2 separate regions of the Homo sapiens genome follow, and region 2 is linked to region 1. Evidence: chromatin loops called from intact Hi-C (ENCODE). Cell type or tissue: MCF 10A. All regions are shown on one strand.

What was found. Hi-C counts contacts between places; a loop is a spot of excess contacts. Peaks named below come from ENCODE experiments on the same cell type or tissue, not always from the same donor. Only the 100,000 strongest peaks of a DNase experiment are listed, where the experiment ranks them.
Region 2: a loop joins it to region 1, with 15 times the contacts of the local background. A loop is called at or near these places in 3 of 110 quality-filtered maps.

The regions. Positions count from the first base shown.
Region 1 is chr9:80,281,437-80,289,436 of GRCh38, reverse strand. No RefSeq gene overlaps it. Among named protein-coding and RNA genes, the nearest start is that of LINC01507, 460 kb to the right of the region's middle. In MCF 10A, no CTCF peak of the experiment used is centred here; a DNase peak (open chromatin) is centred at 3,916.
Region 2 is chr9:80,504,604-80,512,603 of GRCh38, reverse strand. No RefSeq gene overlaps it. Among named protein-coding and RNA genes, the nearest start is that of LINC01507, 680 kb to the right of the region's middle. In MCF 10A, a CTCF peak has its summit at 3,040 (motif pointing right); no DNase peak of the experiment used is centred here.

The DNA.
Region 1 (8,000 bases):
AGAAGAGGCTAACAATTAAACAGCAGAGAAGAAAATTCAAGAAGGTAAAAGATTTTAAGCAATGGCGCTAAGTCAAGAAAAAAGAAAAATATGTTTTTAATGAATGAAATGATCAAAAACCACAGTAAAGTTAGGGGGACAGTTGTACAGAGTGAGTCTTAATGACCTTCTAGACTTTTTAAAATAATTCTGATTTTACGCCAACTACAGTGGGAGCGACTGATTAGTTTTATTTTTTTAAAAAAATCACTTTTGTTGCTAAATGGCAAGTAACTTAGAGAGTCAAAAGAGGGAAGAAAGACGACTTTATCTGAAGATTAGCAAAGAGCCAGGGAAGAGATGCTGACCACCTGGACTAGGCAGAGGGCAGATTAAAAATGTATTATCATAATTTGAGGAAGATTTGAATATGGAGGGTGGGAACAATGGAAATTCAAGGTTGTTCTGGATCGAATGACCATTATTAGATAAGATAAATGTAAGTAATGCTACATTCACAAATAACTATGGAAACCACATAGCCTCAATCTACAAAGTTTTTTTCTTGCTTATGTTACTTGTCCATTCATGGATAGGCAGGGGCACTCTGTTCATCACTGTCACTCAGAAATTCCGGCTGATGGAGAAAGCCTTCCTCCTGAACATCAAAGGCCATAGTGCTAGAGAAAAAAGAGCTTTTCAGTGTCTCATATTAGCTACTAAATACCATAGCCTGGAGGTGACCTATATCATTTCCAGGCATAACTCATTGGCCCAAACTAACTACATAGAACCTTCAGACACAAGAGTGCCAGAGAATGCAACCCTACATATGCTTGGAAGGCAGAGAGCTGGAAAATATTTGATGACTATATTAATCATTAATTCCATGTCTCCTCTTTGTAAGACCCTATTTTTATTTTTAAGAAAAACTTGGGAAATTTTTGAAAGCTGTGGCCACACTGTTCAGATGACATGAGTGCTTTCGACATAGAGTTTCTGGACTATAAATAATTTCATGTCCAGGAGGCCCACTTCTTAGGACAGCTGTCTTGTGGTGATGTCCCCAAGGCATGCTGGAGACCTACCTTAGACACAATTCACAGGCAGATTATCATCTCTGCTATTATCTGTGTTATGATAGACGTGGTGAAGAATGGGGATAGATCTTGGAATTATTGGCAACTGACCCTTTGTAAAATAATTATACAAATTGCCTTTTCCAATTTTTCTCCATTTATGAGAATCAATTCTCATTTTAACTCAAATCCTTTGATAAGCACTCTTACAATATTACACATTCAAGGATATCTTCTCTGTAGCAGGAAGGACTGTAACTTTCTTAAGACAGAGGCCAGATTCATCTTGTTCATCACTGCATTTACTTACTTACAGGACAGTGCCTGACAAAAAGTAGTCTATTGTTCATAAATATCAAAAAGAATATTTTAGTATACATCATATATATGAATGTGGAATATGATGCTATCTTCTGTAATAAAGTCTATATTTGTAATGTTTTATATGCAATATAATGGCATGCAAATTTATATATGAAATATATGTTTTTTTTTATAAAGAGTTGGGTGTCTACTATATGTAAGGCATGGTGTTAGGTAAGTTAGCTTTATCTTATTTATTTCTCACTACAATGAGAAGTTCTTAGTATTTTGTTCACACTTTACAGATGAGAAAACTAAAGTTTCAACCTACTCCTAGCATTGTCAGAGGATGTGTGTTGTGGCATGTTTCCTGGACTTTGTTCCAATGTTGTATTTCCCATACAGAAGATAACAGTGGCATGATGTGTTATGAGAAGCCAGTGGCCAAAGCACTTCCTGGATCATCATGAATTTTGCCTAAAATATGTTTTATAAAAAAGTTGTATAAAATATAAAATATTTAAATTTTCAAAAGAAAATAACAAAAAAATTTTAAACACTTTTAACAAATTTGTTTACTCTTTGTTGTGTCAATTGCTTATATCTTTACTATAACGTGTATATCAGATAAGAATTTAATTCAACTGCAGTAAAGGAAAAATAAAATATCAGTGGTTCATGTAAGGCAGGGGCAAGGGTTTTACTATCACGTGATGAGAAGTCTAGAGTGGGTTAGGTAGCGTAGTGCTGGCATGAGACTACGATATCACCAAGAACATGACTCTTTCTATCACAGTGCTTAGCCATCCCACCCATATGCTTGTAACCTCACTGTCACAAAATTCTTCATCAGTCATTCTATGTTCCAGAAATAGGGGAGACTGGAAAAGACAAAAAGCTAAGAAACAATCTATCCAAATTTGGCCCATTTTAGATGATTTCTTGGAAGCATTAATGAAAAACTTTCTCTTAAATCTATTGGTCAGAATTGTTTCACACGGGAAAACTTAGATCCAAGGAAAGTTGTAGAAACAGACTTTTAGGGCCGGGCACAGTGGCTCACGCCTGTAATCCCAGCACTTTGGGAGGCTGAGGCAGGTGAATCACCTGAGGTCAGGAGTTTGAGACCAACCTGTCCAGCATGGTGAAACCCTGTCTCTACTAAAAATACAACAGTTAGCTGGGTGTAGTGGCGGGTTCCTGTAATCCCAGCTACTCAGGAGGCTGAGGCAGGAGAATCGCTCGAACTCAGGAGGCGGAGGTTGCAGTGAGCCGAGATGCCATTGCACTCCAGCCTGGGTAACAAGAGCAGAACTCCGTTTAAAAAGAAAGAAAGAAAGAAAAAGAAATAGACTTTTAGCTGGGCAATTGACACATTCAATTAAATTAGGATTATGTTAGTAAGAAGTAAGAAATGGGTATACTGAGTTGGTAACAATTACCCACTCAAATCTTAATCTGAATCAGCCTCTACCACGCCTTGTAGACATGTCTATTGGTCATCACTGAGTGGCTACCCTAAGAATTAGGCTACCTGGAAATGAAGTGGGTTTAAGGTTAAAGGTTTGAGAAGGATTGCTCTAATTCTTAGCAATATACGCCATCTGGATGACCCTTCCCCTTGCAAAATCTATTAACTGCTGCTTTAACCTGCAAGCAGACTACTAATTTATCCCTCCATAGCTTGAAATGAGGTGATATATGTCTGAAATCATTACAGATAGTCAAGCTGGGAGCTCTCCATCTTTCTGTTGACTTTGTGAATGTTCTCTATTTGTTGTTGGAACATTTACAGTGAAAGTTGTTCTCTTAATTTCTGAGAATTTGGATGAAATAATTTAACTGTTGAGTGGCTTTACCTGGACCATGAAAATATCAAATGCAATTTAGTCAAGAGAACTCTACTATGTACAAATGGCATCAGAGGAAGCTGAAATTGACTTGATTTTGCTGTTCTGATGTGCAAGCAGCAGTGGCTTTAGAACTACCTTCTTTTCCCCCTAGAAAATTAAAACCTCTGAACCAAGACTGATGGGACTGTCCTGTCCCCAGAGCTTTTTAAAATTATTATTTAATCATACTGTGATCACAGGTGAACCAGGCCCTGCTGGTAATAGGGGAGGACAGCACCTTGCTTTAGAAATTCCCTCATTTACTTCAAACAGAAGGGATACTTCACAATATAGAAATGCCAAGATTCAAAGACTCAACTCCAAATGTTGTGCTGTTCTTAGGCCTAGCTATTTTAGGGGAAAACTAAGTATATTCTTCATTGTGGAGGCAGGATTTAGTTATTTTCTACATTACACTTCCATGATAATCTATTGTTTCCAATTTACCCAAATCCCTCCAGAAAACCTAGAATGTGAAGGGCACAGGCAACATGCAGAGTCAAAAGTAGTTAGACAAAATCCATTATGAAGCTGAAAACTCCGTAATTAACAATGTAATACTTCATCTTTCACAGAAACACAGATAATTAAAATGGACCAACCACTAACAACTCAAAAGAGCAAACAAGGCAAAGACAGCCTCACAGTGCCCCCTAGCAAACAACAAAATTCCTCTCCAGGACATTGCTTCTTTGTTATTATAAATCTGACTCAAACTATTTTGAAGCCACAGCCCAGACATTTCGTAGTCCTAATCACTATTGAAGCAATTTGACATATTATGGAAAAATATGCTGTTATCTATTTAATACTAGACAAGCCAACCAGAATAAGATTCTTTGATTGCAATCTGCCATAATTCACTCATATGACTGACTTATTTCTTACTGTTCTCTCTTTCTTCCTTTCCTCCTTTTAAAAAATTTTACTTAACCTGTAATGTAGAACCTAAAAATATTAAAAGTAAAAACAAAGCTAATAAGACCCATAGCTGATTTCTCTTTTCCAGAAATTTACATGTTAATCTAAATCATCACTGAGTTCTGCCAAGCAGACTGTTTTTGTACAAGACTAGCTGAATTTTACAGTCTATTTATTTTACGCTTTTTAATTAAATGGCCTCTACCTAGTGCCTGGTCCCTGTTCCACTGTCTTACATATCTGCTCACATTTTCCTTCTGATTAAGAATGAGAAATAGTTGCCAGGAGTGAAGTGGAAATATGTGAAAATCACAACAATGCATAGCAATTTTATTTTTCAACTTGGATATTTCCTGAGCATCTCATTCAGGTCAGCCGAGTTTTTAAATGCTGTGAGTGATTACTAATTCCAGTTGGATTTTCCTACAAAGCTGAAGGTGATGAGAGAGGGAGACATTCTGTGACAACCAGAGATAGAAGCATAAAACAATAATGTTCAATTTTGAGAAAGTCAACAGAAATGTTAAAAATTAGCTAACTCTTCCAGGTGTTATGGAAAATTGTAGAGTGGAAATAATAGGTAGATGACATTTGATTAAATATTTAATTAAGCTAAATACACACAAGGTTCTTAATTTTGAATGTGCTCTGTACAATGGTGTTCCACCAAAGTGAAGTAGAGAAACAATTTTCAACAACTTTCTTTTGATTATATTTCATTGTGACTTGGTCATACCAACCATGTCATCCAATATTACCTTCAAACCAAGCCACATTTCCTGCTAATGTTCTACTTGTTAGACCCAGTTTTGCAGATTGAAGGATGCTTAGTATACAAATTTCCCTTGCTTGTTCAGAATATTGACTTACTAGCATTTTGTCTTCTCGATTAATTTAAAAGGCTTTGGAGAGGTTTACCCATTGGCACTCAGGGACTAACAATTGCATTAGAGGCTACTCTTGCCAATTCTGATGCTCAAGAAGAAAATATAAAGCAATGGTGCTTTTCTGAGCAATGCCAACTCTGGAAGAACAGGATAGGGGAACATTCATGATTAGAGAGTGAAGCTCAGTGCATATGGATTGTAGGAAACTCCTGAGGGGAGACCCAGCACCTTGACCCAGCAGGCTTGAATGCAGAAAATTCATTTACAAAAACGAATTAGTATGCCCATTTCCACTGACTCAGCAAGCTAAATAATTCTGCAATCCCAAGTCACTAAAAAATGGAGAAAAGAGATGCAATGGAAAAGATATTTTAAAAGATTTCAAAATAAAAACTTTTTCATACACATCTGAAAGCATATTAACTCCAAGTAGAGAAAGATGTTCCTCTGGGACTCAGAGTTTCTTGTCCTGCATGTCACATATGTCAGTAATATTTTTATTACTTTTGCCAGGCTATGACTCCTCCAAGATAGTATCTGAATTGTAGTCCAATTTTTATAGCAAGTGTATTAGTTGGCAGAATTAACTGACACACCATTATTTAGTAAATTGGATTGAACTACGTTAATATTGGTAAGTGTTACTATCCAATCAGTCAGCAAGGACTTGGAGCTTGTAGTAGGCAAAACAAAGAAACTTGCTATTACTGTGACTAGGTTGTTTTTTTTTTTTTTAAATAAGCTGGTTGTCTAGTTTTTAATTAAAGCTGATATTGGCATTTTCTAAGCATATTAATGAACTGTTAACTGATTCCACATTTCTCCTCAACTCCAAAGGGAACTGCGTACCCATTATATAGTCATCTTCAACATTCCAGTACCCTCCTTTCCCATAGCATAAAATAAGCTATCCCCACAGAGACCATTTGTGAATATACTTTGTTTTCATAGCTCATCTATCTTGCAAGTCAATGTAATGGGTGCTGTATTTTAGAGAGGCATTGACCTCTAAATGTTTCCGGAGCACTAGACACTCAGCAGCCATTTTCTTGGTGCTGTAGCATGTGATGCACTAAAAGAAAAAAAAAATAATTGCAAGGTCAAATCGTATTCAAACAAACAAGACTAGGAACACAAAGTAACTAAAGGCACTTAACAAAAGAATTAAGAAGAAATCTTGTGAGGTAGATGAAGTGCTCTGTGTCATGATTAAGAGGTGAATTCAAAGTGGACCCCTGAATCAGGATAGACAGGATTTAAATTAGGCTCTTTGTGTACTGATGTGCAGGTCCTCTCCCGCGTGGCTGCTACTCTGAATGACAGGTCAGAAATAGGCTGGATTGACCGAAGCCAGCCATGAACCACTTGGAGTGAGAACAAAGAGAAAGAAAATAGAAATGATGCAGAAATGCTGTCAGTGTAATTGGTAAAACCTTGAAAGAGAAGAGCCACTGCACAAATGTAATAATACAAAGAAACAGTTTCCTCTGATAATGCATTGCCCCAAAGTAAACAATGCTATGGAGTGGAACACAGTCCATCCATAAGCCCTAGTGATCAAAAGCATCAGTAGCAGTCCTTGGAATACAGGAAAGTTATGTGGCTTGTCACAGTCAGCCTCTCCTCACTCCCCCGTTATATATGGTGTGTGCATATGTGCTCACTTACACACACACACACACACACACACACACAGACACACAGATACTTTCAGGGCTGGTTTGTTATAAATTAAAATACATAATGTTTAGTTAAGATCATTTACAAATTCAACTAATATGTTCAGCAAATTCTTTAAAATCTGGACAATGTATAACCAGATTACAGATGGATAATCTGGATGGGTGGCATACATTCAAACCCTGTACCAAATTCTTTACCCACTTTATTGTGATACAACAAAATTCTTCTACTTTTAAAATTTCATTTACAAAAAATAAAAATATGAAGCAGCATCATTTTCTTAAGCACATGAAACGTATTTTTTCTCAAAATCAGGCGTAGCATAAACATGATCTACATTTATATTAGTAGATAAAAATATTACTCCTGGGAGTAGTTTATGTTTATTTTTAAATTTATTTTTTATTTTATATTACAGCAATCATGCGCATAATTTCCATGTATTTTCTAAAAGTTTATAACATAAATAGTACCCCCCTACTTTTTTTCTGTTCATCAAACTCCTCCTCCCCAAAAATGTTTTAATTCTTTTTGCTGTTTATTTTTATATCTATCTCAATATTTTAAAATAATTGGCTAATTGGCTATTATTATTGGCTAATAATTACTATTTCTTCCATCATCAATTTTAGATATTAGTTTATTTTTATTACAGTAATTAAATCCACCGTGCCTCAGACACACACATGCACGTGTACATGTACACACACACACACATACACACACACACACACACACAGTTTCCTTCACCGCATCCTCTCAATGTAGTTATAATGTTATTTTTTAAATGAAAGTCAGGGTTTATACTATTTAATATAACTTGGAATGACTGAATTCCTTCTTGCTTACATTTTCTCCACATATAAGAAAAGCAATTAAGAATTGCCTTTTTTCCATTATTTTCCCAGTTTTCTTTGGAGTCATTAATTTTTTAAGAATGTTCCAACAGATCTTTCAATAAATTTGGTAAATTTATCAATTTGCCTATTAGCAAATTATCCACTTGACCAGACAGAATTCCTTGTGTGCATGATTGTTGTAGGAAGACCTTCGCACTGTGGCTCTCCATCCTCTTGCTCACTGACTCCTTCCTAGGTATCTGGCATCCTGTACAGTAGTCAGACTGGAGCTCCATTGCTTATTTTTTGGATCCTCATTTTGTTGGCTCTCATGTTCTTGTTTTTTGTTTCCTCCCTTGTTTTGCTGAGATGTATCCTATGGTAGCTTTCAAAAAGGAAGGTGAAGAGAGGCAAATT
Region 2 (8,000 bases), 220 kb before region 1:
CAGATACCCTTGTGGCTCTTGTGTGACCTATGCCCAGTTTATTCCTACCAAGACAGCCACTGTATAGGAGAACGCTGATCAGAACAGAAGTTAGGTTTGGGTATCATCGGAGACAACAAAACAAACAAAATAAAATGAAACAAAACAAAACAAAACATTTGGGATAACAGAAGCAGAGTATCACTTACAGATCCCAGAGGTAAGAGAGCAACATGCCTCACAGGGCCAATGGGAAGGGGGAAAGCATCTGGGACTTGCATATGTGATCAGTGGGTGGGGAGAGGGAGAGAGAAAGAGGGAGAGAGAGAGAGAGGGAGAGAGAGAGGGAGAGGCGGAGAGAGACAGAGAGAGAGAGAGAGAGGGAGGGAGGGAGGGAGGGAGGGAGGCAGAGAGAGAGAGACCTGTTTGCCAAAGTCTTTATTGGGGTCCCAATAAAGTTACCCAAGCAGGTTTTCTGCAGGCAGTTGGAATCGGTGGGTTTACAAAAAGTAGGCACGAGTTTCCTATAGTCACACAGTGACTGAAAGGTGGTCACTGCTGTAAATCTATGCCGTCCACGTGGAGTGCTGGGGTCAGCAGAGCAAGTCAACTAGATTGCATCTAGCTGCTTGATACAAGGAGGAAGGTTGTCACCAGGAGACAGATTCATAAAGTAGATCTCCAGGTCAAGCACCTGAGGAACTAGAGGAGGCAGAGATTGGGACTTGTGTCAACGGTGACAAAGCCCTGCTTCTGATGTGATAAAAAGTCAAGCTTATACTCAAAATGGAGGCTGAGGCTACATAAAATTATAAGAATTCACTAGTTGTGATGATTGTACAACAATGTAGATGTATTTAATGCCACTGAACTGTATACTTAAAATGGTTAAAGTAGTATATTTTATGATATATATCTTATTTAAAAAATAAAGAATAAAGCTATAAAAACAATCTTATGTCTCTATAATTATTATTATTATTAATTTTGTATATTAATTTTTAAAAACATCTCAGAGATGGTAAGTAGCTATTGCAAGATCCTTCAGCTAATATTTGGCTTAACAGGTGTTATCTAACTCCAACATCATATACTTTTAACTACAAATATATATATATATAAATATATATGTGTGTGTAATGTGTGTGTCTATCTACCCTTCTGTCTATCATTAATTATGATGCAAAAACTATTTTCCTACATTTTTTTGCATACCCATAGAGTGTAATTCTTATTCCTAAGGGTTTTATAAATTATTGATAATTTATATAATAAATCAACCTCCATGCAGGTATTCAAGCCCCAAATCTGGGAGTTGTTTATGTTTTCTCTCCTATTTTTACCTATGTATGCAAACCATTATAAAGTATCTTCAGCCCTATCTCCTTAACATTTCTCACATAACTTCATCTCTCCCGTTATCACTATTTCTAGCCTGGTCGAAAATACAATACTGTCCTAGAGACTACTAATAACCTCCTGACATCATTTTATATCCCCCTATAGACCTTCTGCACAGACCATATGACTCCCAAATGTACAAAAGATATCACTCTTGAGCTCAGAAGTGGGCATACTTTTTTTTGCAAAGGACCAAATAGTTAAACACTTTAAGCTGTATAGGCCATCTGGTCTTTGTTGCAAGTACTCAACTGTGCCCAACTAGGATGAAAGCAGCCATAGACAATAGATGAATGTAAACAGATATGTGTAACTTCATTTTGATATAACTTTATTATGAAAGCAGGTTGGTGACAAATTTGGCTCATTCTTAATCTAGTTTAAGATTCACCAATGAATTCCCATTGTCCTTAGAATGAAACACAAGTTCTTAAGCCTGACCCACAAGATTTTACAAGACTTTACACTGCCTATCTCCCCAAATTCTTCTTCCATCCACTTCATATTCTGGGCACATACATATTTCTCTTTTTCTTCCCAATTGTTTGAACAGGAGCTTATTGTCAACATAAAGCCTACATATCAGTTCGTTACTCTGAATGGGATGGTCTTCTCCCAGATTTTTTGAACAGCTGGCTTCTCCTCAACACAACTTTTGTCAAATACTATCTTTGAACAAAAGGCTTTCCTAGACCACCCAATCCAAAAATTTTCAGCTCTATTACTCTCTATCTAAATGACCCTACTTAAATAACATTTGCATTTATTTGAAATGATTCAGTTTCTATGTTTATTGTCCAGGTTTAATATTCACACCTATCTCACCTCCTTATTAGACTGCAAGCCTCAAGAGACAGGATCTAGACCTTAATCTACTGCCTGCTATATTATCCATTCCTAGCAAGTTCCTGTCACATAGCAAGTGCTTGCTAAATTGTTGATAAGAGAAAAAAATGAAAGATATATTTATGAAGAGGTTTGTATATTTCCATTGTGTTTTTGATATAGAATAGTCCATTAATACCATAATTTAATATGTCCCATAGCTAAATTCCCAGAGATCATCTCTACTCGCATCTAATAATCACAACAAGCAAATCTTATATTTTGTATTTAATTATAAGCACAAAACTAATTTGTTTTAATATATCACAAAACGACTATATAATATGAAATTAAATTTTAGTGCTATCATTACTCATCTCATAAAATCTTTTGATGGTTCCTAAATATTTTAGCTTAAAAATATTGTGCTTTTATGATGTTACAAATAAACAATGAAAAATCTTACACAGTACACAGACATGATATAACCATTTATACTGTTTTATATCTTAAAGATCGATGTATATGTTACTAACATTTTTGGTCTTTGTTGCAGTTGATCATATTCTTTTAAATATAACAGTTATCCTGTCTTTATATTTACATTTATTTCATTTTTAAAGTAGGGACCTTTCTATCCAAATGTCACTTGTGCAATATAAACACATCTCCCATTCACAGATTTTAATTTATAGCTATCAAAATAAGCACTAAATATTACCTGTTTGCTTATAAATTCTGACTTCAGAATTAAAAAAAAAAATCAATTCTTTTTAGTTCTCTGTTTTTACCAATAGGTGGCAATGAGTATTCCTCCTACATTTTCTTTATCATAGTTGGAGACCATTGTAAGTAATGGTTGTAACAGTGCAAAATTTTACTAACAAATAGTTACAGCAGGGGACGAGGGGAATACAATCTAAAAGGCAACTCATTCTTACTGTCTAACAACTCTAATTGTTTAAATTTTTCTTTATATATTAAGCTAAAATCATCAAATGATATTTCTGTATTAATCTCAGGTCTATCTTGTGAGGCCATGCAGAAAAATTCTATGACCATTCTATATAGAAGCCCTGTAGATATCAAAGTGTTATTTTTCACACATGGCATCACAAATGTCAACCATTTTACATGAGACATGTCTTCAGATGCTATGTTCTGCTTGACCTTCTTTGACATGTTTCAATTAGTTTCTGTCCTTGTTAATATATGGCACCCAGACTTGATTACAATGTACAATCTAGCCAATGACAAATTCATGAGACTATTATCCAACTTTTTATGTATACTATATTCCTATTAATATACCTCAAAACTTTATTATCTTCTTTTGTCAAGCATGTCACACTGTGGCTTTTATAAGGCATTTATTTTTTATAAGATCATCAGTCTTATTCCTATCTTCTGTTTTGAAACCAACTTCAGATCTGTTCATTATCCCCAGTTAAATTTTAATAATCATTCATGTTTTAATTATTCCAAGTAATTGATTAAACAATTTTAAGAGTTTTTAATTGAATCTAAAATCAATCTCTGCAATTCCAAGGTCTCAACCAGACATTTTATTTTTTACTGTTTTACAACTTCCACAACAGAACTATGTGAATTCACTTGGAACCATGTGAATGGCACAAATCAAAATTTTGGTAACCAGAGATCTCAGGTTTGACTGAGGCATCTCTGCAATTTAATACCCCTGAGTTAGATACTAGACTTTCATTGTGGACCTGTGTTATATGTAATTCTCACTACATAACACAAATTTCATAAAAACCCACTTTGCCATCAGCCAATAGCATAATCTTTAGACCACAATTTTGACCAAGACAGTCTCTCCAGTTAGCAGTATCTGGATCAACTTCATTGCTAAAATCACATAACCAACTAAAGCTTTCTGAAGAGTCTTTTAGATATTACTTTTTACAACCACTTCAATGGCCCACAAAGAGTCAATATTTCTCAGTTTCAATCTCTTGTTTTAGCTATGGCCCTATTATAGTTCCTATTATTTAGAGCATAAATCATGGAGGAAATATCTCACAGCAAAATAAGCTCCCATCAGTTTCGTGCCTCATGTTTACAAAGGCGTCATTGCCTAATTACAGCTGTATTGGTCCATGAGCCACGGCTTAGAATTATTCAGTATGAGGCAGTAACAGAGGCTTTGATGTAGAGCCCTTAACGCAAGACAATGCAAATGACATTTACTAGCAATTTTTTCCCCCATTAATGAACAAACAGTACTTCAGGGAGTGTAAAGGCAAGAGGCATATAATTTCTGAACTATTTAAATTGCTAATTAGATCTGTACAGGAGGTGTATTCCTAATGCAGACAATTACAACGGCTCCTAAGTGTTTGCCTTACAGTTGCTAATTACTACAGAAGCCAATTAATTGCTGTTGACTTTTTGTATTCTTTTGCATATCGCCAGTTAATATTTACATTTATAATGAAGACAAAATTGGCAAACACTGTGTCATTTTGTAATGAACAATTCCAGTGTCTAAACAATGAACACATTATCCTCATTTGTGCCTGAAGAGTGCAGCTGATTAGCATATGTTCTGTGCATGCTAGAACATTGCTCTTTCTTCTCAAGAGTAAAAACATCACTTAGGTGCAGGACGTGCAGGTGCAATGTCTCCAGGGCTCTTGGAATTGGTTTCCACCATATGCCATATAGCAGGGAACAAAACAGCAGGTATAAAAAAGATGGGATTGAAATGATCTGAGCTTCTCCATGTAGCAGAAGAATTAAGAGAATGCTGTGGACGATTGCAAATTTTTTGACAACTCAGTATCTCTGCTGTTTATCTATGCTGGAGTAACTTCGCATATTATGAAGATATCCCTCTATAGATGCTGAGAAGGCCAAATACCACATTTTCTAGCCTCCTTCATGACTGAAATTGGGCATTTGTTAAGTTGTATCAATTAAATGCACATTTCCAAATTTGTAACCAGGATCCAACAGGGAAAAGAAACAAGGAACACAATGGATTGTTCTAGTCATGGTGGTGGTTAATAAGGATGATGATAGTGGTACTAAGCATAACATCCAGTGTTTAATGCTCAAGGTGTCAACAAAAAAACCAATAGCAAATAGCATTTGGTTGTGCACATGGAGTATGTTCAGGTATATTTCTTTTCCTGGCTTTGTATCCCTGTGGCGAGTCCTCCAACCCTCCTGGTGATTCTGAGAGCAATTCAGTCATTTTTAACTGTTTTTTCCTGTCAAAATCAGCCAGTTTTTTTTTTATTGGCTACTAACAACAGTTGTAGGTGTTTTGCAAGTTTGACAAGGGGAAGAGGATGTATCCATGGCCCAGAGTGCCATATTTTATGTATTATTTGATTTATTTTATCAAATAATTTATTCAGATGCCTTCTATTGAGATCTAAAGGAAATGCAAATGAATCAACTTCTAGTTTCACATTACCACAACAAGCAAACAAACAAAACATAGAAACACATATGTAGTTAGACGCCAACTTTCGTCTTTGTTTTTACCTGCCAAAGGGAGTAAGTTGGAAATAATTCTTTTCTTAACCAGCATATTTGTCAGAGTGTGTATTGCAAACAGCGGGGGCCTGAAGTGATTTTGTCAACCAGTTTTCCAACAGTGAAAACATAACTTTCATTTGCAACAACCTCTGGGCACTGCAAACAGAAGAGAGGTGGAAAATGACTTGAACGGGCAAAACTTCTCACTGCCTCATCTAGGGTAGACATGCTATTCTATTATCCCACACTTCATTATTTCTCCTATAACACTGCAGTCAGGTATTAGAGAAAAGACAGAGTTAGAAAACAAGGATAAATAAATACAAAGTGAACAATTTAACTTCCACAAGTTAAAAGCCCCAAATAGACAAGAATATTAAAAAGAAGAAGGGTCTATATGTATATTAGAGACACTCAAATAAGTGATGTGATAAATGTTTAATAGCTTGACCTCCAAAAGAATATAAAAAGTAAAAAACCGTGATTGGTGCCATTGTCCTTTCCTTAATGTAAATACCACCATGGCCACCTTCAACATACTAATGGGACTTCACTGAATACAGAGCTGGGAGGAGATGTTATGCAGCATATTACATAATATTTCCTCCATTCAGATGTAAACATAAATTATGTGTGCAGATAGAGATGACCCCAAAAGCACAGACAATAGTAAAATGTAGTGAATTAGTAAGCAATACATTTTGAGAATTTATTGTTTTAATATAACTTATTTGCTTGTAAGTTTATATAATTTAAATTTTAAAAGAACTGTTTCTCAAAATTTATGAAAACTTTAGCAATTGCTTTTTCAAGGGAGCTGCTGTGAACTGGCATTAGCACACCACTGTAAAAAGCCTTGTGTAATTAGCTGAGGCTAGGTGCTACTCCTTGCTCATTAGAATTAAGTTTTATCAATTAATAGCAAAGGTTTCAAAATTTACTTTGCTGGTAATCCTCAAATGAAATCAACTTGAATGAATTTTGGCTAACTTGACAGTCATTGTTCTCTGGCCTTTGAAAAATGCTTTTAGGGGGACAATCATAATACTGCTACTACTACTAATAATATATGACCCAATCATTATTACTTAACTATGGCTTTAGAATCAACTGTAATGAAGTCATCAAAGGTGGATATTACGTTATTTCCCAGGGCATTTTCATTCTGATGCAAAAAAACATAGAAGTAGCCCTTAGCTTATCATCATTCTCATTGAGATTTGAAACATCATGCGCTCAAAATCATTAGATTCCTAATGAAAATAAGACACTATGACTACGTCCTCCATGCCTATATCATTGGCTGAATGATCTGACACTGATTAAAATGTCCATAAGCCATCAAAATAATGCAGTATTCAGCCTGAGAATAATGCAAGGGGAGCAGAGGGAGACAGAGGTCAATCTGTAGCCTTTGATATTCAGCTCTATCTAAACACTTATCACATCTCTGTGTGTATCCACATGGGTGCATAAGCATGTGTATATAAGTGTATGTATGTGTTTTCTATTTGTATTTTTCAAGCAAAGAAATGGAGGTTTTTAATATTAGTTGAGGCTACTTGTTTACTTTCAAAGTTGTTTGTATATTTTTCAAGATATTTTTGTCTAAAGACGATTTGTTTGTTAAAGCTTTGTTTACACAGACAACTTGGCTTAACTTGATTGTATAGGTCTTGATAAATATTTTAATTTTCTAATATGAACAATAATTAAAAGCAAGAGAGTCCAGGCATTAACATCTTGTGAAGGACAAGAAAAATCATGAAACATTTTAAGAATCTTTATCTGTGGTACATGGAGTGAACATATGCCAGATGAGAAAGCCTACTGTGTATTAGTAGAGTGAAAGCAAGAATGTTTGGCCTCTGAGTTAGCAAGAATGTTTGGCCTCTGAGTTAAGCAAAAACAGTCTCAGAAACACTTACAGATTATTTTGATTCTCCAAGTTGCCAGTTTTGCTTATCGTACTTGAATTTCTCCCTTTCTCCACTTCTTTACATGTCTAATTTCATGCATTAATTGCTTTGAAAGTTCTCAGAAAGTTATAACGTTAACCTCATGTTATTCTTGTCGTTTCCAGATTGCAAAGCCAGAGCTTCCTAAAAACAATTTCTCCTCTGATGAGGCCACACATGTGTCTCGCCTCTGACGTTTCACTGATGCAAGGACACCGTGATAAATCAACTTCCCATGTAATTACAGAACCTAAATGTATAACATCCATCAAATAACTGTTTCTGTTTTCTCTCCGTTCTTTTGGCCCTTCCTTCTCAGGAATTAGA